Linked DNA regions of Homo sapiens: region 2 is linked to region 1. The links are chromatin loops, found by intact Hi-C in ENCODE. Cell type or tissue: GM12878. All regions are shown on one strand.

Region 1 (2,500 bases):
CTCTCTCTTACTACTGTGAGTTGAAAGCTGCTTTCTAAGAGCCAGTAGTGTGAAGCAGACTACTAGCAGACTGAAAGCAGACAGTCCTGTGCTGGAACTGCTAACCATGGGAGAAGGGACCCTCCCAACTTTACTTGGAAGGCTCTCAGTCTTGCCTGACTGCTGGTCGATGGGACGTTTGTCTTAAAGTATCAGCAAAGTACAAAGGCACTGGCTGGTGCCTGGATGAGCTTTATTCTCAGAAATATTCACATACTCTAAATGGGAGATGTCAAACCCATGCCAATAGCTCCATTAAAACCCAGGCTTCCCACCAAGAGCAACTGGCATGGTTTTCTATTTGCTTCTCTTGACCATCAGTGATAAAATTTACTATTTTATATAGAGAGACAGAACATGTGTTGGGCATCTCAGTAGTTCAAACCAAAGACAGAAAAACACCTCTTACATGTATGTAATAGATTTTTTTAAATATACAGTTTTCCTTTTTTTAATTAATTCATTTATTTATTATAGAGATGGAGTCTCACTGTGTTGGCCAGGGTGGTCTTGAACTCCTGGCCTCAAGCAATCCTTCCACCTCAGCCTCCCAAAGTGCTGGGATTACAGGTGTGAGCTACCACACCTGGCAGTAATAGATGAATTTACTTGTACAACAAACACAAATTTTTGTGTTGTGCGGTTTCTCACTAGGGCCACGGTCGGCCTCTGGGCAGAGATACTATTATGTGGTGTGGGATTTTCCCACATGGTAGGACATTTAGCATCCCCCGTCCCTGGGGAACTAAATGCCAGTAGCCCCCAGGAGAATTTGTGACATCCAGAAAATGCCCCCAGGCATTTCCAAACACCTTCTGATGGGTGAGACTGCCCATTTGAGAATCACTAGGCAGGGAAAAGTAAATTCCTTCATTTTACTTCAAATGGGGTGTGTTAGCATCATCTTGCTTGAGCAGCTTTAAAAAAATAGTTTCTAATTACGTACATAACACATTCTCTTTGCAAACAAATCCTATAGATAAAGCTGAAGTCTCCTTTGACGCCCACTTCCAGTTCTAGTCACTCCCCGCTTCTCTGAGGAAGTGAGAGTAACTGACATGGTTTCTACCTTCAAGACCCTTTGCTTTATGTTTATATACAGATGTAGGAACCTGCATACAAGTATAACGGAGTGTTGTTGGTGTGTGTTTGTGCTGTGTATTTCATCTGCAACTTGAATTTTTTACTCCACAATACCTGTTGAAGGTCTTTCCATGTCCAAACACGTAGAAATGCCTCATCCTACAGCCGAGTAATATGTAATGACTGCACAGCATTTTATCATGTTGATGGGCCTCTTAGCAAAGAGCTGCAAAGGAAATCAATTCCCTGGATGAGGCGTTGCCTGTGGTCTGGTCACAGGACCAAATTAGACAAAAGCTGAGGTCATTTTGAATCATCCCCTCCAACCCTGCCGCAGTCCACAGAACAAAGCAGTGGCCTGACTTGAATTTGAACATAGTATCTCTAAGCCTGGGTATTCTGGCATTGTGTAAACACAGATCTCTGAGCCTACTGCACTGAAATGGATTCATTTCCTTTTTTAGCTTCTGGCATGGCATTTTTAGTTGATAAATTGTGGTTCTAAGGAAGCAGGTTTGATGATCCCCTTTGTCCTTCAACCAAGTGTGTAAAGGAGGATGTTTACTTTTATGGGTAATTACAGGTCTATGAATTGAGCACTTAATATGAGGCACCTTCATCCCTTATCTCAAGTCCTCACAACAGTCCTTTGCAGGAGGTATTACTAGCTCATTTTTGCAGGGAAGAAAACTGAGACTTGCGGAGATTACATAATTTGTCTAAGGCAAATCAGTTAGTAAGTGACACAAACCCAGGGCTTACTCTCAGATAATAATTATCACTAATTTATTTATTTATTCAACAATATTCATTGAATGTCTATCATGTGCTGGAAATGGTACCCAGCACTAAGAATACATCAGTAAACAAGGTAGTAAACAAAGCCAACAAGCATATGAAAAAATGTTCAACATCACCAATCATTAGATAAATGCAAATAACCACAGTGAGATACCACCTTGCACCATCAGACTGGCTATTATTAAAAAGTCTAAAAATAACAGATGCTGGTGAGGTTGCAGAGAAAAGGGAACACTTATACACTGCTGGTGGGAGTGTAAACTAGTTCATCTGCTGTGGAAAGCAGTTTGGTGATTTCCCAGAGAACTTAAAACAGAACTGCCACTCCACCCAGCAATCCTATTACTATACTCAAAAAAAATACCCAAAGGAATATAAATCGTTCTGCTGTAAAGACACATGGATGCATGTTTATCGCAGCACCATTCACAATAGCAAAGACATGAATCAACCTAAATGCCCACCAGTGGTGGACCGGATAAAGAAAATGTGGTACATAGACACCATGGAATACTATGCAGCCATAAAAAGAATGAGATCATGCCCTCTGCAGTAACATGGATAGAGCTGGAGGCCA
Region 2 (2,500 bases), 66 kb after region 1:
GTCCATTATTCGTGCATTAGCTCCACATGGCCAGCTTGTGGCAGGCCCTCTCTGAATACTTTTTCAATGAGCAGCCCCTGGATCTTGGAAGAAAGATGCCAGCGGCCAGGGCCCTTCATTTAAAGAAGAGGACTGGGTCTTTTGCGTGAAATAGTTTCTGTGCCACGTTGGGAAAAATCTATCTAGGCCTCTCTTGACGGCCATGGAAAAAACACAGGTGACTCCTTATTCCTGAGAATTTGATGCAATTGAAACAGCGACTTTCTGCGAATCCAGTGTGCATAGTCTCGAACAGGAGCCCACGGACCCTTCTGCGGCCCGAGGCCTTGTTCTGACAGTCACCAGGCTCTGTGGCCCAGAGTCCTAACTGCGTTGTCCTTCGGCAGGTTCTGAATTGTGTCCTCCCTGAGGAGGCTGAGGCCGCTGCCTCCTTGGTGGGGGGCCCCGGCTGGCCACTGGGTCGGGCATGGGGCCTTACGGGGCCCTCACGGGTCCCGCCGCCGCCCTCCTGAGGCCTGGTCCTTGGCGCCGCAGTTACCCCAGCCCCGGGCCCGCGGGGCTGCGGGTCGGGCCGACCTCCTCCCGGACGGGCTGCGTCCTCTGCCCCGCGCCGGGGGCGGGCCGGGCCGGCAGAGCCGAGCCGCCGGCGTCCATTTTCTGGGCGGTGCTGTGCAGCGCTGCGGCCGGACTCACGGGTCCGGAAGCACCATGGACCCCCGGGGAAACGCGCCGGCGGCGAAGGAGCCGAGCCCCGTAAGTGCCCCTCGCAGGGTCTTCGCGGGGCCGGGGGCGGGGCGGGGCGAGGCGCGGCCTGCGGGCGCGGCGCCCGTGGCGCCGCCAGCCCGATCGCTCCTCGCTTCTGGAGGGAGCCGGGAAGCCGGGCTGGGGAAACCCTCGCAAGGGTTGAGCTCTGCAAACGCAGCAGAACCGAGCTGCCCGCGGGGAGGAAGCGCCCGCAGGTGCCCGGACTCCGGGGCCCGCGCCCGGAGCGGGGCGGGGCGGGGTGGGTTCGGCTGGAGAGTGCGGGCAGGTTGCGCCGCATCCCGTGGCCCAACTGCGCGGCTGTGCTAGAGGGCGGGGGCCGAGGAGGAATGCGCTCCCGGGGCTGGGGACGTGGTGGGCTCGAGTCCAGCGGGCTCGGGCACTGCTTTGACAGTCACACCTCCCGTCTCCTGGATTGGGAATCGGACCCTAGTCCTGACCCTATGGGAACTTGATGATTTCCTTGATGCAACACCAAGCCCCTGGAATTGAAAGGGACGTGCAAAGGCAGGGACCTGCCCCCAGGGGTTTGCAGTCTCAGCCGCCTACTTCTGCAGTAGTAAGGTCTGCTCTGTTGGTACAACATACAACACAACCGCCCGCCGTTAGCCACTTTTTTTATAGGGTACATCATAAATCACCTGAGATTTTAGTCTGTCCGCGGTTCCACTTTATAACTCCTGCACTGCGGTAGGTAAGTGCCTAATTCCATTCTGGACGTTGGCCCTAATTGAGTATCCCTTCTAAGGATCGATTATAGGTGATATGTGTTATGGTGCCTTATACATATTTTAAAGGTTAAAGACTTTTCTTCTGTGAAGCTCAACTACTTGGTCAGATTCTCATGGTTACAAAATGTGGAAGAGTTTTGTCCTGGTTTCAGAGAAGCAGCTAGTGAGTCGCTATATCTAAGTGTAGCGTTTTTCAAGAGTGGGGGACCCATTCTAAGATTGTGGGATCAGTTTAGCGGGTTGCTACTGGAAATCTTCTTAAAGATATAGAATATATAGTACAATACAGAGAAGAATAGAAAAAATAACGTGCATTGCACATAGTAAGGGTAAGCATTGTTTTATGAGACTTTTGGTTTTCGGTTTATATAATGTAAATTTTTAAAACCGTGGGTCACTGTCTGAAATGTTTTTAAAACCCTGACTTACTGGTTAATAGCCCAGGCCTTGGAATCAATTGAATCTGGATTTGAGTCCTAATTGTCACATACACCAGCTGTGTGACCTTGAACAGGTTCCGTGGTCCATTAGAGTCTCCGTTTCTATAGCTGTAAAATGGGGGAATGTTCCCTACATCTGAAGGTTGTTATGAAGACAACACGAAACCACATATGTCAACCACTTTGTGGGTGTTTGACTTATGTGTTCAATATGTGCTAATTGCAGTTATTATTGTTGCTAAAAGATGAAATCCTAGCAGCTAGTCATGGGACACTGCACTTTTTTTTTCTTTTTAGATCTTGATGTGGAAGAAATGGAGGACTCAGAACCAAGGATTTCCAAGTGATTTCTTCCAAAGCACAGGAATCTCACTCTGTTAAAGCTGGTCTGTTCTAACTGAGGTAACTAAAGTCGCGTCTCTCCTTAGTCTACATGAGATAGGAAATGGTCTTTCTGAGGGACTCCCAAAGGGTATATGATTCAAGACAGCAATCCACCAAGTTTTGGGGTTACAAAGTGACCATGACACTCAAGTGATATGTTACTGGGAGACCGGATGTGTGAAG

What was found. Peaks named below come from ENCODE experiments on the same cell type or tissue, not always from the same donor. Only the 100,000 strongest peaks of a DNase experiment are listed, where the experiment ranks them.
Region 2: a loop joins it to region 1, with 4 times the contacts of the local background. A loop is called at or near these places in 2 of 110 quality-filtered maps.

Annotation. Positions count from the first base shown.
Region 1 is chr3:141,336,018-141,338,517 of GRCh38, forward strand. It overlaps a transcript of ZBTB38 not described here. Among named protein-coding and RNA genes, the nearest start is that of ZBTB38, 31 kb to the right of the region's middle. RefSeq lists an enhancer at 1,314-1,393. In GM12878, no CTCF peak of the experiment used is centred here; a DNase peak (open chromatin) is centred at 1,114; H3K4me3 peaks cover 1,141 bases; H3K27ac peaks cover 2,500 bases.
Region 2 is chr3:141,401,697-141,404,196 of GRCh38, forward strand. It overlaps ZBTB38 (zinc finger and BTB domain containing 38), which reads left to right. Exons shown (of 6, transcript NM_001376113.1): 5 at 2,231-2,335. Among named protein-coding and RNA genes, the nearest start is that of ZBTB38, 34 kb to the left of the region's middle. RefSeq lists silencers at 370-679, 760-1,049. In GM12878, no CTCF peak of the experiment used is centred here; no DNase peak of the experiment used is centred here; H3K4me3 peaks cover 2,500 bases; H3K27ac peaks cover 2,500 bases.